2 separate regions of the Mus musculus genome follow, and region 1 is linked to region 2. Evidence: chromatin loops called from intact Hi-C (ENCODE). Cell type or tissue: gastrocnemius. All regions are shown on one strand. Links, peaks and the distances in the headings refer to the core of each region. The heading gives the core; the rest is flanking DNA. Region 1 overlaps Acan (aggrecan). Region 2 overlaps Isg20 (interferon-stimulated protein).

Evidence for each region. A loop is a pair of places that touch in the nucleus more often than their neighbours do. Peaks named below come from ENCODE experiments on the same cell type or tissue, not always from the same donor. Only the 100,000 strongest peaks of a DNase experiment are listed, where the experiment ranks them.
Region 1: it touches region 2 in a loop (11-fold over the local background); 36 of 42 quality-filtered maps call a loop at or near these places.

Annotation. Positions count from the first base shown.
Region 1 is chr7:79,075,042-79,086,976 of GRCm38, forward strand. It overlaps Acan (aggrecan), which reads left to right. Exons shown (of 18, transcript NM_001361500.1): 2 at 7,147-7,223; 3 at 9,426-9,809; 4 at 11,221-11,395. The coding sequence starts at 7,154. Among named protein-coding and RNA genes, the nearest start is that of Gm26633, 28 kb to the left of the region's middle. In gastrocnemius, for the core only: a CTCF peak has its summit at 5,939 (motif pointing left); DNase peaks (open chromatin) are centred at 4,374, 5,934 and 6,212.
Region 2 is chr7:78,919,189-78,931,123 of GRCm38, forward strand. It overlaps Isg20 (interferon-stimulated protein), which reads left to right. Exons shown (of 4, transcript NM_020583.5): 4 at 858-1,208. The coding sequence ends at 974. Among named protein-coding and RNA genes, the nearest start is that of Isg20, 11 kb to the left of the region's middle. In gastrocnemius, for the core only: no CTCF peak of the experiment used is centred there; DNase peaks (open chromatin) are centred at 5,315, 5,748, 6,622 and 7,176.

The sequences.
Region 1 (11,935 bases), core at 4,024-9,023, 160 kb after region 2:
TAAACAGTTGATCTCATAGAGTAGAGCATCCGTGTGAGAGAAGCCACCTGCCAGGATGTGTTCATCCATAAACTGGTTTTCACACAGAAAAGGCAAAGAACAGCCAAGCCTACATGTATAGGCCTGTAATCCCAGGTACTCAGGAGACTGAGGCAGGGGATTACAAGTTCAAGGCCTGGATAGTCCACACAGTGAGTTCAAAGGCTATCCTAGGCAACATAGCTAGACTCTATCTCAAAATAAAATGTGAAAGAGAGCCAAGGCTGGGTCTGGGTGTGGAGCACTTGGCCAGACCATAGGAGGCCATAGGTTCCACCATCAGCACCACAACAAAGACAAGAAAAGGCATGGCCAAGAGAAGACTGTTTCTTATTGAGGTCTTTAGAGCATCTTCTCGGGGTGGCATTTGTGCTGGGCCTTTAAGATAGAAGCAGACTAGGTCGGGCAGACTAGGTCTAGTCAGACTCAAGCTGAAGGGAGAATACTGTGCACGGACAGAACTGTGTAGTAGAAAGGAGTCTGGGGAAGGGGCCAGACCAGAGGCAAGCAGGGCACAAAGGGAGACAAGCCCAAGCCCACATCTGCATAAAGCCAAAGCTGCAGCCAGCCAGGAGTCACTTCTCCATGTCTTGCTCCCCGCCCCCAGTGGTACCGCCGAGTCTGGCTCTTGCCCTCATCCTTACCCATTACCTGCCCTACATTCGATAGACACAGCAGGACCCTCATGCCCTCACTGCCCGATTCTCCTCCCCTTCTTGACTACACACACGGGTAACCAGAATCTTTCTGCATGTGTGAAATTCTCCCGGAGAATGGGCTTTGTCTATAGTCCTGGCTGGTGAAAACAGAGCAGGCCAGCTCGAGGAGGCCCCTAACCAAGAAGGAGTCCATTAAAGGGGGACATGAAGTCTACTCTGTCCCTAGATGTCAAAAGCTTCTTAGGCTGCGTGAAGTTCACATTTAGAACCTCAGAGAATTCCAGGGCCAAGAGTTTCCCATCTCCAAAATGGAAAATTAGAGGTTCAGATGGGGATGTAGCTCAGCTAGTAGAGCGCTTGCCTAGAATACACAAAGCCCGGGATTCCGTCTCCAGTCCTGGAGAAACTGAGCATGGTGGTGCAAACTTGTAAATCCAACACTTAGGAGTTAGAGGCAGGAGCATCAGAAGTTTAAGGTTATATTCAACTACATGGTACGACCTGAGCCAGCCTGTGCTACATGAGATCCTGTCTCAAAAAAAAAGAAAAACAAATTGGATGTTTAAAGTCCATTTTGATCATGGTCCAGATTAAGGTTCAGCACCCCTCATTCTATCTCTAATTCCAGGTTTGCCTGACCCATAAACTGTAAGTTATTCTGAAGGAGGCAAAGCCCCTCTTCCCATTCACCAGCCCCTCTCAGTCCAGAGCTTCTCTAGGGAGACCAAACTGTGGCCTTGAGTGCTTTATCTGCAGTAGCCCCCACCCCAAGGATAATGCCATTGCAAGAGGACTCACTTAATTAGCTAAAAAGCAGGATCATGGATCTGTAGAGTTAGACGTAGGATGTTTCAGTAAGAATAGCTCACATAATAAACTGGGACTAAGAAGATCAAAGAGGAGAGAAGCAAGAGAAGGAGGGCAGGGGGGAGCAAGTGAGGGAAGGAGAGAAAAGGAAGTATGAAAGAATAGAAAGGGCATACAAGGAAAATAACTTAAACTTCAAGTGTGTGTGTGTGTGTGTGTGTGTGTGTGTGTGTGTGTGTGTGTGTGTGTGCTTGCGCACGCATGAGCATGCACTTGACGTCTTCAACTTACATATGCAAAGACAGCAAATAGTCTTGTTCCACAGTGAGTTAAAACTGAGCTGAGATCTGCTTCCTGTCCCGCTGCACCCGCCATCCCACACTGTCTGTTTGAGATACGTAGGAAATGGACAAACTAAGGTTGGGACCCCTCTTTCACAGGGCCCTTCCCCATGCAAGATTAGAAATTCCAGTGTCTATGACACATGCCACCATGGTCACGCACAGATCTCAGGGTAGGTTTCATCCATGGGTGGGTGGCAACTGGAAAGGCTCCATTAGAGATTAGCCCACAGAGGTGGCTAGGTAGAGGACAGTGGCTGAGGAATCAGTAACCTTGCTGCTTTCTCTAAGACTTACATTAAAGACACTGGACACCTCTGTCCAGTGCAAGTCTTCCTGGCTCCCCAATCTGCCAAATCCAGTCTCCACTCATCCATTCAGTGAGGAGATGTTACAGACTGTTTTGTGTAGGTCCAGGTCCCATACTACTTAACACCCCCAAGTAAGTGTTGCTTCTAAGCTTTAAGAAAGTCATGTTCTTAAGAAAGGAGAAGCACCTCTTGTCTTTCTCCCAGATTTCTTTTATATTTAGCATAAGTTATTTCCAGTGAACTGGCAAATCCACTCTCAGGAAAAAAAAAAGGTTTTCACCTCATGGGTGTTTGCTGATTCCCCTAGTATAGACACTCCCAAATAACACCCAAGTGCAAACTTGCGATGTAACAGTTGCTGGCTGTGGAGTTGAAAAGAGATGCTTTATACTGACTGTGGAAAGCCAGTCTGAGTTGAGTGTAGCACTGCCTCGGTTTCCCTGGGACGCCTGGGAGGGGAGGTCCTGGTTTTTACTCCTTTGAGCTGACCTGGACTGACCTTCCTGAAGTCACATGCCATGCTGATGTGCCAGTTCAGCTATGTGCACCGTGAGCAAGCTGTATTGCTCTAGCTGAGACCTACAAATGTAAAATGGAGGTGAGGATCTATCTCCTGGGGTTCTGCACACATGAATGCTGAACCATCACAAGCCTCCAGTGCCACCTCCCCACCCCTAAGACCTCGGGCTGAAGGAGATGACTCCCAAGATGCCCAGTGCCCTGCCCTCCATCTATCTATCTATCTATCTATCTATCTATCTATCTATCTATCTATCTAACTATCTATTTCTGTGTGTGTCTCTGTCTCTCTGTCTCTGTCTGTCTCTGTCTGTCTCTCTGTGCGTGTGTGTGTGTGTGTGTGTGTGTGTGTGTGTGTGTGTGTGTGTGTGTATGTGACTACAGTAAGTATTTGGAAGACAGCAGGGAGTAAGTTAGCCATGATCACTACTTTGTGAAGCTCACAAAGTCTGAGAAATAGGAAGAACCAATCCTTGGAATAGGACTCTAGCTATAGGTCCACCTTTAACCTGCTGCATGGTCTTCAACAAAACCCTGAACCTCTTTGGGCTTTGGTTTCTTCAGCTGTAAATTTAATGCATTGGATTTGAAGCTCACAGTGGTCAATCCCAACTCTGGCCTTCTGTGGCTCCAAGGAGGAAAGAGTCCTGGGAGCTTCAGTGTGCAGAACTGAGAATGACTGCACAGAAGAGCGGGTGGGGAGCACACAGGTCCCTGAATTTGCGCCCTGGGCTTTATGTGGATTGGATGGTAGACACCACAGGAAGATCACAGGAGCCAATGGCAGTGGAACAGACTGCTGGATAAAGAAGGGATGCATGTGGGACTGGAACCTCTGGTCCCATCCAGGAACAGACTAAGTTCTCTCTGCCCAAGCTACCAGCACAGGTATTCAAAAGGAAGGTCACACTGTAAAACCCCATCGTGTTCTTTTCTGAAGGAACAAAACTGTCCTTTCATCAGATGAATTCTGTGGAAACAGAAAATAGGTTGCAAAAAGATGGCAAATTACAAAACAAAAAACAGAAGCAAAACAAAAACAAACAAACAAAAACAAACACTGGATTGGGATGTAGGAGAACTCTTCTTCTTCTTCTTCCTCTACCTCTTCTTCTTCTTCCTCTTCTTCTTCTCCTTCCTCCTCCTCTTCCTCCTCCTCCTCTTCCTCCCCCTCCTCCTCTTCCTCCTCCTCCTCTTCCTCCCCCCCTCCTCTTCCTCCCCCTCCTCCCCCTCCTCTTCCTCCCCCTCCTCCTCTTCCTCCTCTTCCTCCTCTTCCTCCCCCTCCTCCTCCTCTTCCTTCTCCTCCTCCTCCTCTCCCTCCCCTCCTCCTCCTCCTCTTCCTCCCCCTCCTCCTCTCCCTTTCCCTCCTCCTCCTTCTCCTCTTCCTCCCCCTCCTCCTCCTCTTCCTCCTCCTCCTCTTCCTCCTCCTCCTCTTCCTTTTTCCTTTTCCCTGTTTCCTGTTTCTCTAGCTTTTGGAAGGGCAGTGGTGTTGCTTTTGAATGAAAACAGTTTTTTCTTTATGAAAAGTCACCTGGCCTGATCCTCCTGTCAGGTAGGAAGCCTCCCCTCCCACATCTATTTCCATCGTCCCCAATTCACGGGTTCTAAGTGTTTCACACAGGCTGGTGGGAGAGAGTGGCACTGGTGGGTCCCTGCTGATGCTACAGCCTGTGTGTGTACAGTGCCAAAGGCACAGTGCCCAGCCCAGATGAGAAGAACTGACTGGCAAGACATCTCACTCCATCTGTGAAACAGCAAGAACAGGTCTTGTGTTAATAGGCAGTAAGTGACCCGGCAGGGCCAGGACCTGGGTCTGAGTCTTGACAGAGCTGCTAAAAAAGGAATTCAGAATGAGAGAATGAGCTACACTTTCAATGATGTGATCTGATGAAGTCCCTGCCTCCAACTATGGACCATATTCACACGTATGCACACAAACACACAGGCACATACATACAGAGACATACACACAAAGACAGACTGACACACATGCACATGCGTGCATGCAGTCACACATCACAGAGAGAGACAGAAACACACAGACACACACACACAGAGACAGAGAGAGAGACAGAGACAGAGACAGAGACAGAGATATGAAAAGCAGGAACCTGCAGCTTTTCCTGGTCAAGCTTCTAACAATTGATCAATCCCTGGCACACAAGGATCCTTGAGGCTTTCTGCTGGGCCATCCCCGTGCTTCTGAGCTCCCACTGCTGTCCATCTCAGGCCTTCCTCTCATCTCCCCATCCTCAACACCCTTCATGTACCATCCCTTCCCACGGCCTCGCTTTCCTTCCCATTGAGAAAGGTCTCTCTGTCCACGAGTGAGCGTGGGCTGGCAAAGTCAGTATCCTCACATAAAAGCCTCACTGAGTCTCTGAGAGGCTTGGAACCCAGACAGAATGGAATTGCTCCCTATTTTTCTTTACAACTGAGAAAACACACACAAACACAAGAGCATATTTATTGCGATAATTCTATCCCAAAGTTTTTAAGAAGAAGAAATAAAATTAGTCTTGCTGCCTACTCCGCACCAGCCCCCTCCCTTTCATTCCTTCACATTTCCTGGTCTAAGCCAGGGAGAAAAACAGAGCCAGCCCAAACCCCACAGAGCACCATTGCATCCCAGACAATGTCCAGCTTGTTCAGAGAGCGAGGGAAGAAACACAACTCCGAAACATACACAAGACTTCCAAGTGAAGGGTGTTCTGAGGGAGGAACAGGCTAGCTTTGTGTCTGGGTCTTGGGTAAAGGTCCCTCTGCAAACACACCTCAGGCTGATCTTCCTTGACCCTCCAGGAAACCATTTCCTAGCCCTGACTGGTTCACTGATCTTGAACAAGAACCCCTCTCCAACTCTGTGTCTCCTCAAAGTGCCAGACCTGGGGCCCCAGAAATTTATTTTTTTAAGTTAGTATCTAAGTCATAAAATCCCTAAGGAGAAGCAAGGGGCCATTTCTCAGAACTGTGGAACTTTCCAGACTTCCTACAGCACAAGGGGTCATGTGCCTCTATGCCCTCAGCCGCACAGACAGGCCTTTCATTTCTCAGGCCTGGGTCGAGGACTGATGGTCAAAAATGCCAAGCTCCAGAGACAGGAAAGGGTCCCCTTGTCCTGGGCCCAGACTGTTCCTCCCCAGGAACCCCTGGATGGAAATGTCAGTGTCTCCCCTCCCCACAATCTTGATGCTCCTACGGGTGCTGCGCCCTGATCCCTGCGCTGGCCCAGCCTATGGTGACTAAACAGAGAGCGACACCTGCTGGACGGTTGGACTCCAACAGAGCTGAGGCTGGGATCTGGAGGCCAGGGGGAAGGGTGCTGTCTCCATGAAGGATGCTCTCTGTGGCTGCAGATCCCATCTGTCCTCTACCACTGCCCCATCCCCAAGGCTTCCTTTATTATTCTTAGACCAAAAGTAAATGCTGTTGCTGCTGCTGCTGCTGCTGCTGCTGCATGTGGGGCATGGTGTCACACAGTGCAGGTCTCAGAAGGTGTGTGAGTGGCATGGTTGTGTACCCTCCAGGGCAGTGGTACCATGAGGTCCAGATTGTTTCCACATACAGCTGGCTGAAGGCCACTGCTCCAGATGATGGCTTGATAAATTCAGTTATGCTTGCTGGCTGGAGTTGGGGATCCCTACTGTTCAAGGGAGAGCTTTAAGTGGTGGTTGCAACAGATCTGTCATTACCAAGCCTCATGTACTATATACATAATTATGTTCCCCATACTTTCATATGATTGGCATGCAGTCGATTGGTTTGCACATGTGTGCTCCACTACTGACCAATCATTTCATTTCAGCAGAAGATATGCCCTTGCATGACTCTGTGTGTGTGTGCGGGGGAGGGGGGGGAGAGGGAGAGAATAAAGTCAATACAAGTGGAGGCTGTGGGTCCCCAGAGTTGCAGAGACTCAAAAAGAGGCCAGAGCACCTGGCTACACATCTTCAGTTTGAAACTCCACATGTTCAAACCCCAGAAAAAGCTGATGCTTCAGGTCAAGTCCAAAAGGGAGGAGAAAATCAGTTGGAAAGCCATGAGGGGAGAAGTCTCTCTCCCTCTAGAAAGGGTCCTTTTTATGTTAAAGCCTTCAGGTGGTTGGCTGTGACCCACCCACACTGCAGAGGGGAGGCCCTCTAGGTCTACAGATTCTGGGGTTTATGCAAAACCCCTCACAGTGTATAAACCTGAGCATCTATGGTCCACCTGGCACATATCAGTAGCTATCACTGGGATTCATTAGGACGAGCCTCCACTGGAAGATGGGAGAACCAATGTACCAACCACCTTGGAACTAATCTAAGAAAGGATGACGGTTTCTGAGGAAAGGAGCCTTAGTGGAAACACTGTCCAAATCATGGCAACCCACCTGCTGTTCAATGTGATTTCAGAGCTTTGGCCATGAATTTTATCACGGCATCTCTTCCGTAACTATCCTGTGCCTAAACTGTCTGCTATCTCTTCCAGCTGAACTATGACCACTTTACTCTTGGTCTTTGTGACTCTGAGGGTCATCGCTGCAGTGATCTCAGAAGAAGTTCCAGGTGAGAACAGTTCTATGCATGACTCCTTTATTCAGTGGGTACTGGGTTCCGAATACAGGGTACAAGTTCGTTTTGGGATACTGTCCCTGCTGCCCCTTCTTTTGGCCTTTTCTTGGCCCTTTCTAGATGTAGTAGGAACACACACACACACACACACACACACACACACACACACACACACACACACTGAATGCCCTCAGCAAGGAGAGTTGCTCAGCCTCCTTCACAGAACCCTTGGGGAATCTCATGCAGAACTACTCCACAGTGAATGGGGTAGAGAGAAGACATGGGGAGCCAGAGGGGGGCATGGATGGGACCACCAAAGGGGAGACGAGAACCTGAGGAACAACGTTGAAAAGACTGGTTTCAACGTTCTAGAAGTGAGGGCACAGCCCTGGTGTGAGCTCCCCAACCCTGACTTAAGGGACATGTGAAGGACTTGGCACACAGTGTGGGGATCTGGAACTCAAGGGCTGAACAGTCTGTGAGACCTCCCAAACAGTGGGAGGGGAGGGGATAAGAGAAGGCTTGCTCATGGTGGCAGGGACAAGAGGAGGCTTGGGCACCCTCCCTCCCCACAACCCACTGTATGCCAATGCAAAACTCCAGGACTTCAGGGTCATGGAAAAAAAAACTTTCCGTGGTGAAATGGAAAGACACTCAGTATTTTATTCACTCACATACTGGCCTGATTCACAGCTTTTGAATATGTAGATGTGGTTATCTGGACCTCCAATGATGCTCAGAGATCTATGAATACCCAGACCCTAGCCATCACCTTGGGAGATGTGTCCATATTAGCAAAACAGTCCACTAGGGTTGGCTGAGAGCTTTGACAACCACCAAGTTGGATTCAACAGTGGTCTCTGGCTATCCCCTGAGGACCACTATTACAGAGCCAGGCTGTGGACACCGGCGTCAGGGCTGGGCAGCAGATGGAGGTGTTTGTGGAGAGATGGTGGAATCTGTCCAGACATCAAAAGGTCCAGGCTGGACTCCAGACATTCCTGGCCCCCCTATCCTTACCCTGCTATGTCTCTACCACCCACAACTATTCTAAACATTTTTATTTCAACCTGTAGCATCCCTTGAAAGGGAGGGTTCTAAAATTTTAAGACCTGCCATGAAAGGTGCTGTATAGAAGACTGTTTCTCTCTCTCCCTTTCCAACAGAATTTAGGAAACACTATGTCTTCTCTATTGACACACTCCATAATTTTTATGTCGTCTAATCCTACCCAACCCCATATTTCTGACTCTACAGGCCAAAAAATAAATGCCTGACCTCCTATTCTCCCCAGTCTTCTCGTCCTTGACTTTAAAAGTCTTGCCCTTCTACAAGTTCCAGTTAAAGCCCAAAGCAGACCTCCCAGAATGGGATATATCTATCTTGAAGTCCTATGTCTCAAGTTTAAAGGCTGTGGAGAATTTTGTAATTCTAATAATTATTATGCCCAATGTGTAGGACAGTATCTGTCTCTATGAGAAAAATATCTCAGGAAAACAGCTTGTCTGTGGCAAGGCAGAAATGTCATGCCTGAAGGTACAGTGGAGGGGAGAGGTTCACCTCACAGTAGCCTGGAAACAGATGTGGGTGGGGGAGAGAAAGAGAGAGAGGGAGAGAGAGAAACAGACAAACACAGACAGACAGACAGACAGACAGACAGACAGAGATAAAGAGGCAGAAAGACACAGAGAGACAGAGACAGAATGACAGAGACAGGGAGTCAGGGAGACTGGGGGCGGGGCTGCGAACAAGATATCCCTTCCAAAGTTGCATCTGCATTGATTTATCTCCCCCCATGAGGCAGCACATCCCCATCCAGTCACCTCTCCTAACACAGCCATACCTTCCACACACGAACCTTTTATGGAGAACTCATGATATCCAAAATAAATACTTCAATATATTTTTCTAAAATCTGTGAATCAAGCATATCACTACTCTAAGAATAAGGGTCCTGTGTATCTAGGGGTTGGCATCCCCTCTGGGTGTCTAAGGTTTGAGGTCTCTCTCATGCTCTTCTGGAAGTCTTTGTTTGGCTCCGGATTTTTGTCTTAGGGTGGGGAGACACCTGGAGAATCCCCAGGTTCCCACATGGTAGGCTGGATAAGGGCCTCTTGGGTGGCTGCATTTCCACGCCTGGAAGGAGGGTCTCTATGATTCCTAACACATGTCTGTCCTCCCGCCTTTCTTTCACAGACCATGACAACTCACTGAGCGTGAGCATCCCTCAACCATCCCCATTGAAGGTCCTCCTAGGGTCTTCCCTCACCATCCCCTGCTACTTCATCGACCCCATGCATCCTGTGACCACTGCCCCCTCCACTGCCCCCCTCACCCCAAGAATCAAGTGGAGCCGTGTTTCCAAGGAAAAGGAGGTGGTACTGCTGGTGGCCACTGAAGGACAGGTTCGAGTCAACAGCATCTACCAAGACAAGGTGTCGCTCCCCAACTATCCAGCCATCCCCAGCGATGCTACCTTGGAGATCCAGAACCTTCGCTCCAATGACTCTGGGATCTACCGCTGTGAAGTGATGCACGGCATCGAGGACAGCGAAGCCACCCTGGAGGTCATAGTGAAAGGTGAAGGGCCTCCCACTGGGGACGCCATGTTGCCTGTAGGAAGAGCTAGAATGATGTCCTCAGCAATGTGCACCTTGGAGACTAGCTCTCCCACTCAGTTCCTCTGCATACCCGTTTTCTCCTTATCGTGCCCTACTATGGGACTGTCTGGCAAATGCTGTTCTCTGTGGGATTGGGACCCTAGGAGTGGGGCACATAAATACATCCTGGTGTTGGCAGCTTGTTTGCCAACAATCTTTCACTTGTTGGGTCTATCAGTGTTTCTTGCTGCTGTGATCAGAGACCTGACAGGAGTCCACGTGAGGGAGGAAGGCGTTACTCTGGCTCACAGTGTGAGGGCATACAGTCCACCATGGTGGGGACAAGATGGTGGTAGGAGTCTGAGGCAGCTAATCATACGGCATCGACAGTCAGGAGGCAGGAAGATGAATCCCACTGTTCACCCAGATCACTCTCCCTTTTTTTCTTTCACTCTGGGACCCTGGACCATGGGATGGTACCATCTACCTTCAGAGTAGGTCTTCCCTCTTCAGTAAAACCCTCACAGACATGCCCACAGGTGTGCTCCTACCCCACAGCAGCCTTGTAAATGTGCCCATTTTGCACATCAGCAAGTGAGTTAAGTGGCATATCTGCCATGATCCTAGAAATGAGTGAAAGTGGGTTCCTAACACGTCATCCAGGCATCATCCCCGCCCGCTCCTCCAACCTTTATTCTCAGCTTCAAAGAAATGATGGAAGATTCACTTCCTGTTCTCCTTTGTCTCTAAGAGGTCTCATCAGGATGCCCCTGAGCCACTGGAGACCTGGAACCCTCATATCTCATTCCCTGGATTGGTGGTGGAGAGGGGGGATTAGAAGGCCTGGAGTGACAAAAGGAAAATCACAAGGAGATAGTTTTTGCTATCGTTCCAATAACTTTCTTATTGTCAGAATTATTAAATGTGTTTTAAGGAGAATGCCTGATGATGGGGTGGTGAGCACCCTGTTAAGGTGGTAGGGTGGGGTGGAGAGGAGACAGGGTTCCAGCAAGAGCAAACTTCAGTTGCTAAGGATCTATTGGCAGCCGATCTGACTGCTTCTGGCAGAGGAAGTTTTCTTTAAGGGTACAGCCCCTGGTGGGTTGGCCGCACTCTGGTAGATGGCCCCACACCCAGGAATACACAGGCACAAGTTGGACTCAGTGGGAGGGGTGGAGGGTTGGAGGTACAGCTGGAAGGGGCCAGGGAGAGAAGTTAGGGTACATATAATCAAAATACGTTTTAAGTATGTATGAAATTCTCAAATCAATAAAAAAATTACAATAAACTATGTCAGCCTAGACCAGACAGTGCCCAAGGTCCCCTGGATCCTGGTCACCATTTCTCAAGGGCTCACACCTAACTTGCTCTCTGGTCCATGTGTCCCACAGGTATTGTGTTCCACTACAGAGCTATTTCCACACGCTACACCCTGGACTTTGATCGAGCACAGCGGGCTTGCCTACAGAACAGCGCCATCATCGCCACCCCAGAACAACTGCAGGCTGCCTATGAGGATGGCTTCCACCAGTGCGATGCAGGCTGGCTGGCTGACCAGACAGTCAGGTGAGACTCCGACCCCCAGAGGAAAATCTGTCAGGGCTGAGAGCCAAGTATCAGAGGCCTAGCAGAATGAGGCAGACGATGGGGTGGGACAATGACCTGCACTGAGCTGGTACAAACATAATTCTCTGGCCAGTCTAGGGTCCGGCCTTGTCAACATGCATACCCAGTGTTCCATCCCAGGCCCCCATTATTCACTCTCCCAGGAGAAGACAATACCAGCAGCCTTGTTCTGAGCTCCACTCCCCCCTTTGCCTGTTTTTCCTCCTGATGTTTCTTTGCTTCTGGTTTGTTTGTCAGCTTTTAACTTGGAGTTTTATTTTTATTTATTGCCTTTTTATTAATATTTATATAGCCTGTTCATATATCATAATATATTACAACGATATATTATATATTGCATAGTATATATAAATATATTATGTGTACACTGCCTGCTTATTTATATCCTTTTTTTGTAAGACAAGACATACATACATCAAGTGTCTAGAAACATCTTTTCTGAGTGAATCCTAGGAGCCACATGGCAAAGCAGAACAGAGG
Region 2 (11,935 bases), core at 2,583-7,582:
CCACAGCCACCTGCTTATTGACACCATAGGATAGGATGCTGCAGCCTCCCTGAGCTGGGCCTCCCTGCAGGTGTTCCTAGCCCCTGGTCTGGAGGGTGGTGGAAAAGGAGCCCTTGGGAGGAAAGGCAGGCCACCTTAGCAGATGGACATCATCAGAGAAACAGGCCTGCTGATCCCTCTGCAGCCAGATGCAGGCAAGACTGCAACAGCCAGGCCTGGAAAGCACAGGGGGGTGAAAGATGCTGCCGGAGTTGGCCTGGCTCTCGGACATAAGCTTTCACTCCATAACATTTGCAGTGTTTGAGCCTGTGTCACCACTACTAAAATTGAGGATGATCAGATGTAGCTCTTGGAGTTTAGGAAGGTTCCACAGGTCAAATGATTATTAGCATAGCAGTGGCATGTGGTAGGTGGCAGTTATTTCTTCCTGAATGGAAAGTATACAGAACCCAGTTCCACTGTGTGCTCTGCCCCCCTTCAAAGAGCTTCTGTTTTAGCGCCTCGCCCTTCTCGTGTTTCCCAGGTCCTGCCTGGCAGCCTCTTGGGGGTTGGAGGATGCATCTTGCCAGGCACTGACATCCTTCATCTTCTGCTCTATGTCGGAATGGTCAGGATTGCTGATCTCCGCTTGCTGACGCCCTTTCTACCTCCGAGCTGCCTCGCTTGCCCACTGCTCCCGGAGAGTCTTGCTTCTGCTCGCTCGCACGCTGTTATTTCTGCCCTGTCCAGCTCTAGTCACCTGCTGACACCCCTCCCAAACCCGAGTCAGGGACCTCAGGGACACGTGGACAGACTGAGCGGCCAGCTCCAGGACTGGGGAGGCAGCCCCTTAGCTCCTGCTCTCCCTGTGTCTGCAGAACAACTGGCGGGGCCACTGCTCTGTGGAAGATGCCAGGGCCACAATGGAGCTCTACAAAATCTCTCAGCGACTCAGAGCCCAGCGAGGGCTGCCTTGCCCTGGGACGTCAGACTGAACTTCATCCTCATCCAGGGTTAGAAGCTGCCACTCCTCAAGTTCTCCATGAATGAGACCTGTTTCTAACAACCACTGCCACCAACCACCGCAATGTGTAAAACCAAGAACACTCCCCCATTACAGCAACTCTCTTGCTTTGAGGCAAAAACAACAACAACAACAACAACAACAACAACAGCAAAACCAAAAAAAAAAAAAAACTTTAGTAATAAATGGCTTTGATTTTGTCTAACTGCCCACCACCAGGACCTCTTGTCTTTAGCCCAGGAAATGGGCAGGTGCCTCTTCCTCCACCCATCCCTCACTCCACCCTCATTTCTTCCTTTCTCCCTTTTCTCTTTCCCTCCCCTCCCCAGGTTTATTTCATACATTGTGAAGAGGGCACCGGGCATGGCAGTAATAGGAAAGATGTGCTTTTCCTGACTCTTCTTGAGCCCAGGCCCACCTCAAACTCATGACTGTGCTGACTCGGCCTCCTAGTGCTGGCATGACAGGTGCGGATCACCACAGCCAGCCTAGGTGCAGAGATGTTTGCTGATGTCGTCCTACTTCTGGAGACTGAACCTAGGGCTTCATGGATGCTAGGCAAGAGCTCTGCCATTGAGCCACATCCCCAGCCCTCCCCCTCCCTCCCCCTCCCCCACATTTTGCCATGAATTTTTTTTAAATTTAAACTTTATTTAAAAAGTTGCAAAAAAATAATAACACACCCAAATTAACCATATTCAAAGACCTCAGTGGATGTGCGTATAATTGGAGTAGCCACTTAGAACAAAAGCTGCTTATCTTTTTTTTTTTTTTTTTTAAGATTTATTTATTTATTTATTATATGTAAGTACACTGTAGCTGTCTTCAGACACTCCAGAAGAGGGCGTCAGATCTTATTACGGATGGTTGTGAGCCACCATGTGGTTGCTGGGATTTGAACTCCGGACCTTCGGAAGAGCAGTCGGGTGCTCTTACCCACTGAGCCATCTCACCAGCCCAAGCTGCTTATCTTTACGTTAGATTTTATACGTCTGTGATATTTTTTTTATGCACCATCCACCACCAAAACATAAAACCATAGGGGAGTTAGAACTAGAAAAACAGTTAGCCTTATATCCTCCTTCATGATGCGTCCTAGCCAGTATGGAGCCCTTCCTCGTTCTATCTGGTTGCCCTTTCTCCTCCTCCTGTCTCTCCTTACCCACTTCCTTTTCTCCCTCCCTCCCTCCCTCCCTCCTTCCCTCTCCCCCCCCCTCCCTCCCCCCCCCCTGCCTCCCTGCCATACCATGCCATGGTCCGTGCATGGAGCTTAGAGCACCTCCCTTGGGAGTCAGTTCTCTGCTCCTCTACCACATGGGTCCCAAGGATCAAGCTCAGGTCACATGTAATGACAAATACCTAAATCTACCACTCCGCCTTGCCCCACCTTGTGTCCCTTCCTCCCTTCTTCCCTGCTTTTTCCCACCCAGTACTTCGACTTGAACCCAGGGCCTTGTATGCATTATGTCTCAAGTACTAGCACTTGGCTACGCCCATCCCCCGCCTCACCCTCCTTTTTTTTTTTTTAATTTTTACTTCTAAATTGCCCAGGTTGGTCTTGAACTTGCAGTCCCTCTGCCTCACTCTAGCTACTAGCTGGGACTGTAAGCCTATGCCGCTGGCTTTCCTTAGCATCCTGAATCCTGTCCATTCAAGGAGACCACTTTGGAATCTGAGTAACAGGAGTCGTAAGCCCCCACCACCCTGTTCCTGTTACATTTACAGGGTGGGGCACTGCTACCCGTGCTCCTTGCATTGGGGTCCACCCACCTCATTGCGAGATTGGTGTTGAAGCAGAGGCAGAAAGTCTGGAGTCTGAGGGAACTAGGTCAGGAGGCCAGCGTTGCCCCTTAGTAGCCGTGTGACCAACAGCAAACAACCCAACTTTCCTGTCCTCCACTCCCTCTCCCAACTACTAGCACCATGTCTTCTTGGAAGCAGATGCCAAGTGTCAGTGACTGTCAGCATTTCTTGGGTTGTTGCCAGAATCTTCACCTGGACTCCCGTCTCTAACCCTCATGATTTCCAGGGTAAGAATTCAAATACGAACCACAAAGGGCCAGGTAGAAGACAGAATTTATTGCAAAGCAAGTGCCATCAAGGGGGTGGGGGCAGACAATGGCCAAAGAGACCAGTGACTGGACTTACACACCAGGCAGGCTTGGCGTCACTTCTACAATCCCAAGAACAAAGCCCTGGCATTCCTTTGAGGCCTCTGTTCCAGTCCATGGTGTTTCTCTTTGGAGCAGCTTGCTCTGATTTCCAGGAGGAGGCTCAGTGGTGTGTGTCTGGAATAATGTGGTTTTTCCTTCCTTACTAGAAGGCTCCCCTTTTCATGAACTTCAGGACTCCGTGGAGCCATTTCAAATAGTTAGGCTGTCCAAGGGGGTCCCAACCATGTGACCACCGATACCCAGAAGTCCCTGTCCTTTGTTTTATAGGCTGCAGACTATGAGGCAGGCTCCAGCGCCTAAGCTTTCCAAGCCTGTTAATATCTAACTACCTAACAGAGGCTCCAACCCAGACCAGCAGAACGGGAAGCTACTGGGGACGCTCAGTACCGACTGCATACTGAGTGTGAGCACTCTGTACTCAAGTCCCAGGGTCCCTCAGAAAGCACCTCATGGCTTCACACTGCAGAGGACCAGGCTCACACATAGAGCTTGAAAACAAAACAAAACAAAACAGACACCCCATGTGACCCGACTACAGGAGTCGGGTCCTGGATTAGTAGATCTGCAGTGGAACACATGGGTGAGAACAGTAAGCTGCCTTTGACTCTAATGGGCAGAGACCTCCTTACCCACGCTTGGCATTTCCATCCCAAAGGGTCCTGGCTTTGAAAAGGACTGCTTGAGTGACAGGCAAGTGCAATACGCAGTTACAGTTGACAGCCGGCCTCAACCCAGGAAGCTTGGTCACCTTTCTGGCCTCTTCTGCCTGGAGTACCCATGCAGAAGGAGGTCTGAGGCCCTACAGGTTGGATCCTAAGTAGTCTTGGTTCGAAGATGAGGGGCTCGTGGGAGGAGTACTGAGGATATGGCTAGTTTGTGAATTTGGCATGAGCAAGGCCCTGGCATTGATCCCCAGGACCGCATAAACCAGGCATGGTACTGTATATCAGGAATCTCGGCACACAGGAGGCTGAGGCAGAAAGCTCAGAAGTTCAAAGTCACCATTGGCTACACAGCAGATTTGAAGTTAGCTTAGCCCACTTCATACCTGTTGGGGTCCAGGAGTCGCTCACAAACCACATGAACACCAGTCTCAGTCAGTCAGGGATCCTTTACTGAACGTTCACTCCAGGACTGATCGATCAAGGGCACAGACCAGACTCAGGAGCTGGCTGCAACCATGAGCCAGGATCCTACAGATCTTTTAAGACTTGAAATCCACAAATATCTGCGCCAAGTTATTCCACCAATCAGGATTTGGTGACAGGGGATTTCCTTAGGAACACAACTTTGTTGTACACGTATCCTGTTGTCACTTGGGGTATTCAACTGTGGCAGGGGACCTGCCTTGCCTAACATTCATATCTTAACTCACCAACCAGGATGCCAGTTACCCACATAGAGGTCTCTTTCTGCCAAGTAGGATGTCAGTTCCCAGGGAGGCCTTGGGAATTTAAACTTTATTTGACTCCTACTCTAACTGGAAGTTTCTTATATTGGTGCTGATGTCTCTCTTATGCTGGGGTCCGTCGTCCCAGAGGCAGCTTATAAAGACAAGAAGCCATAAAGGTTTATACATGGGTACAGGAAGTGCTGCCTGGTGGTTGGTTCAGGTCCAAGATCATTGTGGCTAACTATACAAAGCCGTTCTAGCTGACTTCTGTTGCGATTTGGTTTCCAGGAACACCAAAGAACAGAACAGAATCTGCAAACAAGCAGAGCATGAGAAAGTTTCCGAGTAACAGCACAGCAGAACGTTTCCTTGTGCCATGAGTAACAGCACAAATGGCAGGTCAGACAGGTAAAAGTTACCTAGGCCTTAACAATACCCTGTCTCAACACAACACAAAACACAGTTCAACAGATAAAGTTAGGGTCTGAGGGATTCACGTCTGGTCCCACCTCACCCCAAACCTGAGGTGTTTGACTGTGGCAGTGCCTGCCATCTGTGATCCTGAGCTCAGGGAACTTGGGGACTTCCTCCCAGGATTGGAGAGTGCAGTTTATATTCTCTGGGTGCGCTCCTCACCCCCATGCTTACTGCTCTATTGTTTCCTATGAACTTCCAAAATCGACGGATTCATCTACCCCATCTGGCAGTCGATAACCACTAGGTGGCAGTCATGAACCATCAGCCTAATAAGGCTGCCCTGAAGGTTGGAAGTCCAGTGGTGGGGAAAACTTTAAAAAAGCTTGGGTGCTGGTCAGGGACTGCTAGTCTTAGTTTCAGAAAGGGGCTGAGAGCTGGCCCAGGTCCAAGATGGCTCCAAGCCCTCCAACTCAAAGCCCGCCATTCTTTCAGTGGCTTCAAATTCGTTTGAATGGCAGGACAAACCTAGATTCTTAAAGGACTGCTCTGACTAAATTTCCTGCCTCAGGCTGAGATGCTTGGATGCCCTGAAGCCTAGCTTGTTACCAGGGGTACTAAACCCACGGGAAAGCCTGCATCTTGCAAGGGGCCAGCTCCTTATTCCCAGCTGTCCTGAGGGGACTCTCTGGACAAGCCTGGGGAAGGAGGAGGATCCGAGTCAGCACCCGCTCTGAGGGCCCGGATGGGAATGTCCCGAGACTGGCCAATGGGAACAGCGTCAGGGCTGCCTCTGGTCTATCTAAAGCTGCACTCTGCCTGCCAGCTGGCTCTGGCCTCCATTCACCTGGCGCTGTCTATCCTGGGACTGGAGGGGCCTGATGACAGGTGGACCCCTAGGTTATATAGTAGGGATGGTCCCTTACCACTTATGCTCAGGACCCAGTGACAAGTCTCATCTCCAGATGATTTTCTGTCTCATTCTTCTGCCCCAAGTCCTTGACTTTCTAAACTGTGTCTCACAATCTTCTAAATGTTTTTACTCTGACCCCCTGACCAACGTCCCATCATACACCAAACCCACTTTGCCCACCTTCCTCTGACCCCACACATATTAAGTTCTTTAATCAATGGGGTAAATCGGGTAACAATTTGGACCCCTCTCAGCCAGGAAGGAGAAGTGTCCCCTGCATATCTAGGGCTGGTGGAAGGATAGTTGGCATCAAGGATGAGTCACCGGCTGCCACCTAACCCTGAAGCACAGAGGAAAACTTGGGGAGGTATTGGAAATAACAAGCTAGAAATGACCCTGCCTGGCTGAACACACACCTGAGTCACCTCTGACTCAGACCCAGACTGCAGGTTGCCTGCCTCTGGCAAACCCCTGCTTCTTTGCTCCTCCAGCCCAGCAGCTGAATGGGAAAAGCACTCCCTGCTCGCTCATCCACCTAAGAACCTTCAGCACCCCCAGGTCCCTGCCCTGAAAATGTCAATGACCTAGGCACCACAGTCCAGCATCCCTGCACCATCCCGCCCTCTTGGAGGGTGTCAGCCAACTCGGCCTGGTCCGGCTTCCAAGAGTGGGAGCCAGTGCTGCCCAGCTTCCTGCCCAGTGGTCTGTGGGCTGTGCCAGCTTCATGGACAAGGGACTTACTCACCCTCGGAACAATTTCTCCTCTATATGGAAAGAACATATGCTTTTCCTGCTGTGGGATGAGAAAGCTGGAGGGAAAGGCAAGGCCCTGGCCCAGCCCCAGCGCTTTCCTTTCAAGCCACATGTGTTTCGTGGCAGAACCTGGAGGCCTCTGCTCCAGGGAGGCCTCAGGAACAAAGTCTAAACCCAGGACTGCAGGCGGGAGGTCCCAGCCCCTTCTGCTGCCCCAGTCTCTATATCTGAAGCTAGATTCAGTCTTTGCTCTGGGGCTTGGAACAGGTCTGCTTGTCTGATCCCCAATCTATGTCTTGTAGATCTGGGGTGGAGTGGGAGTCCTGAATGAGGGCAGATTTAAAATAAGCATTCTTTCTATGGAGTTAGCATCTTTCCTGCATGGGACATGGAATGGCTGGAATTGTTCAGTACAGACTGGCGTGCCTCTGAAACCCTGTAAGTCTGGCTCAGGATGCGGCAGAGCGAAGGGCAGAATCTGCCAGGCATCGCGCACACAGTCTGGATTTGGCGGCTTTGTTTCTTGGCCCGGTGACTCTGAACAGAATCTGTCTCCTCTCTGGCTCTGAAGCTGAAGCTGGCAGATGAGAGGGACGTCCTCTGAGTGCTCACATGAGGGTCAGAGACAGCCTTGTACATGCTGGCTTCCACCGACACACTCAGGAGGGAGGCTCTGAACAAACATGCAACAAGGTTTTCTGAGTGGGAGACTAGCTGCTGCAGGGATGGAGCGCCACCCGACGGCATCAGCTGGTCCTCTGAGACGGTCATGGTCACAGTCACGGTCACTGCCTGTGCCACTTGCTCCTTAATATCTGGTTAGAATGCTCCTGTGATCTCACACATGAGTTTTTATCTTAGGAAAACAAAAGTGCATGCTCACACCAAAAGTCTGAACCCAGTGTTTCTAGCAGGCAACCTGGGTATTCATGGATGAGTGAATGTTTAGCTAAGCTATACTGTGTCCATAGCATGTAGCTATCGCTCCACGATGTGGGTTACTCTCTAGAGAATTATGTCAAAGTGCAGAATCAGTCCCAGCAGGTAGAGACTGTGTGGTTCCATTTACTGAAATGCCCCGAAATGTCATAGCTCCCAAAATGAGATTAGTTTTGTAGTTGTCAGGGCCTAAGTCCTGGGGTAATGTGAAGTGTAAGCATTCTGAGAAGGGAGCCCTCTCTTAACTGTAGGATTGATTCTCCATGCTATACCCACAGAATGTGTCTGCCATCTCTTGTCCCTGCTGTGAGACTGAAGGATTTCTCCGAGGAAGCCAGGCCAACGGCAATGATCTACACATATTGCTGAGTGGGACCCCTGTTGTAGTTTGGAATCTTAAGTTCTCCCCAAAGGCTCCTTATTGAATGTTTGGTCCCCAGCCTGTGATGCTACTGGGAGGGGGTGGAAACGTTAGGAGATGGGGTCTAATGGAGGAAGTTAGCTCACTAGCTAGGTCCATGCCCTTGAAGGAGACATTGAGATCTTGACCCCTTTCTTCTGTCTCACTCCTTTTCAGCCACCATGAAGTAAGCTCTGCTGTTGGGCCACACAGTCCCCAGCATCATCCTCTGTACCATCTCAGGCTCTGAGTGACAGGGCCAAGCAGTCATGGACTGAGACTGGGGAAGTCGTTAGCCCAGATAAGGCTAACCTCTGCCTGTGCCCCACAGCAGTGGCAAAGCAGCTAAAACACTGCCCAGTACCCAGCTGTGGTTCTGTTCCCTGGCTCAGGGAGGCCAGAGTCAAGGCCACTACAACATGAAGGACGCTCAAACATTCTTCTACTGCATCGGTCTTCAATGTGAGTGGCCAGCAAAGGATGGGAGAGGCCCATAGCAGACAGACAGAAGGGAAGAATAGATAAAGAACAGATAGATATGGGAAGGAAACTCAAAGAGAAAAGGAGAGAAAAAATGAAACTATAACTCATTATACTCAGAAATCAAGAGGTTTTTTTACTCCCCCAAATAAGTGTTTTAAAAAGAATATATTAGGAATAAAAACATTCTTCACAATTAAAGATGTAGCATAAGCTTTAAATTTGGTACCAAAAGATATCAAGTCATTTAAATATTACAGAAGATTAACTGAGACACAGAGAGAAACAGAGAGACAAAGAGACGGCACTCAAATGAGAAAGTTAAAGGACCCAGCCAGGAATTCAGTATCTGAGAGAAAATGAAGACAACACAAGAACACAACTCTTTTCTTGCCTCCAAGGGGATAAGAGGTAGTTTATTCTAGAGCCAAATATGAATGGCCACGGCCTTGGGAACACAGATGCAGGTTACACCAAGGTCCATTCTCTAATGTGCTGGCAGTTTCTTGACATTTTTATAGCAACGAAACAAAGGAAGCCATCAAGAACTTTGAAGACATCAGGCAGGCACATTCATGGGCCTCTGAACGATGAAATCTTGTGGTCTGTTTATACATGCCAATTTTTACCTAATGCTCACAAAGATGTCAGGTCTCCTCCAGATGTGGGCAATAATGCCTTCTAAGGGAGCTAGACAGTCCAAGTTAAATTGCAATTAGGCTCTGGACCTTCAACCTTGGCATCTCAATCTCTCCACAGCGGGTCAAGATGGAATTTCCTTACCTCTAAGGAAGCTTCAGTGTAACATGACGTCCTTCCCAGGAACTTTCTCATTCATAGAAAGGAAGAAAAATTCCCGGAACTGGGGACAGTTCACCAAGATTAGACACAGGGCTTGAGAAGTGCTCAGTAAGATGGCGGGGGAAAAAGGTTACACTATGTCACACCAGTGTGGGAGTTAGATTGCTGTGGATTGAAAAAAAGGACTCGAGAGCCTTCAGAGAGGAATATCAGGGTGTACCCCATGGACTAGGTATCTAAAGGGTGTCAGATGTCTCAGGACCAGAAACTTGAAGAGTATAATGTCTTGTGATCCTGAAGTAGTGTTTCCAGCCTGCAGTCCTAACCTGCCACAACATAGGAAGTCAGGATAAAGGCATATATTTTAAGAAACCTGGGATGGTTTGTGCTTGCTGGTTTTATGTCAACTTGACACAGCTAGAGTTATCTTAAAGAAGGAAACCTTAACTGAGAAAATGCCTCTGTAAAATCTAGCTGTAAGACATTTCTTAATTAGTGATTGCTATGGGAGGGCCCAGCTCATTGTGGGTGCTGCTGTCCCTGGGCTGGTGGTCCTGGTTCTATAGGAAAGCAGGCTGAGCAAGTCAGGGGAAGTGAGCCAGGGAGCAGCACCTCTCCATGGCCTCTGCATCTATCTGCTCCTGCCTCCAGGTTTCTGTTCTGACTCCCTTCCGTGATGAATATGGAAGTGTAAGCCAAATAAACCTTTTCCTCCACAACTTGCTTTTTGGTCATGGTGTTTTATCACACCAATAGTAACTCTAACAAAGACATGGTTCATGCCTATAATCCCAGCATTTCAGAGGCTAAGGCAGGAGAATGGCTCTGAGTTCAAGGCAAGCCTATGCCTTATATTGAGTATCAGGCTAACCAATAAAAAAAAAATCCTGTACTTCCAAATACTTATTTTTCAGATTCCTTTTTAAAGAAGCTATTGTCACACAAATGAAGAAGGAAAATGAAAAATGTCGCTGTGTGAGAGACAGGTGAAAGATGTTCCCAGGAGAAAGGGACGGGGCTGCCTCCAGATACAAGCTGTATGTGTGGAGGCCAGAGAAGCCAGCACAAAGTGCAGGAGAGCTGTCTGGAGGCCTGGAGCTTGTTAACCAGAGAGGGAATCATTCTAAGAGAAGAGAATTGGTTGCTTGGAGTTGCATTAATTATACGCACATTGAAAACCCAGTTAAAAAACGAGACAATTCAAAACAAGGAACAAAAATAGTAGTATTTACATGCAATAATACCACAAAAATTGAATATTGATTAATGGCCCTTACCCCCAAATAATGTAACTATTTTGGGAGGTTGGGGAGAGTGTACACATGTGCACCATTACCTTCACATTTCACATCAGGGATATTCCACAGAGGAAATAATCAACATGTGGGTGCTATTTAGAAAGTAGAGGTAACCACCAGAAGCAAGAGCTATGTACACTGAGAATTCTCACCATTGGATAGCTGTGCTGTTACTGTGGATGATGAGAGCTGGGCCAAGGGCCACTGTTCGCTACGATAAGATTTGTTATATTGTTTAATTTCTTTTAAGAACTGTTCAGATATTAACTTTATAGAAAAATAAAATCTAGCATGCTGTAATGGCAGATGTTTGAATAGAGTTATGGAGTTTCACGAGGGCATTTTAAACACTAATAATATCTTATTTCTCAGGCACAAGCCTTATTTCTGTGCATCTCAAATATATATTAAGATGTTCGTTACATTCATTTGTTTGTTTATGTGGGCATATATGTGTGGGAACACGTATGTAGAGGTAGAGTCGTGGGGGGTGGTTCTACCACATGGCATCCTGGGTAATGGGACATAGGACCTCAAGCTTGGCTGCAAGGACCTGTCCTGCTGTGCCATCTCGCTGGCCCTCAGTTGCAGTTTTTATACAGCAACTGAGAAGCCATGCCATTGTGAGTGGGCAACTGAAGTTCAGGACAAGAGTGTAGAAGATGGGACAGAGCATGGGTGACGATGTGGGATGGGAACAGGAAGACAGCCCCGACCCTACCGAGTGAGTAGTGAGGTGTGGTGGAGACGCTGAGACTTTCAGATTATAGATGGGAGAAGTAGAGGGGTTACAAACCCCACTGCAGGAAGTGGAGTTGGGTCTTGGTTGGACAAGGGGGAGCTATAGGAGTATATTCTTTTTCTTCTGACTACTATAACAAACTGCCCCAGCCTTGAGGGCTTACAAGACTAAATATTTATTCTCTCCACGCTGGAGGCTGGACGTTTGAAGGCAAGAGCTGCTGCCCCTCTGCAGAGTCTGGGGTGCGATGAGGTGGATCTGGAATGTTCCCTGCTGGCTCACAGGGTGATGCTTAGTCTACAGCTGGTGGTGCTACTTTGGGACATGGGTGGGGCCTAGATGGATAAAGTGGATCATTGGGATATGGTTGTACCTTGTCCCCAGTTGCTTCCACTCTGTCTGCTTTCTGGTCCCCAAAAGGTAAGGAACCTTCTCTACCACACATTCCTGCTGCCACCATGTTCTGCCTAAGTACGGGGCAGTAGGGGGCGGGACATAACCAGCCATGTGTGGATCGCTAGGAAACCGTGAGCCAGAGTAAATCTTCCCTCTTTTATGCTGTTCTGCCAGGTATTTTGGTCACAGCTAACAAAGAAGGATTAATATGAGGAGGGGTATTCCTTGC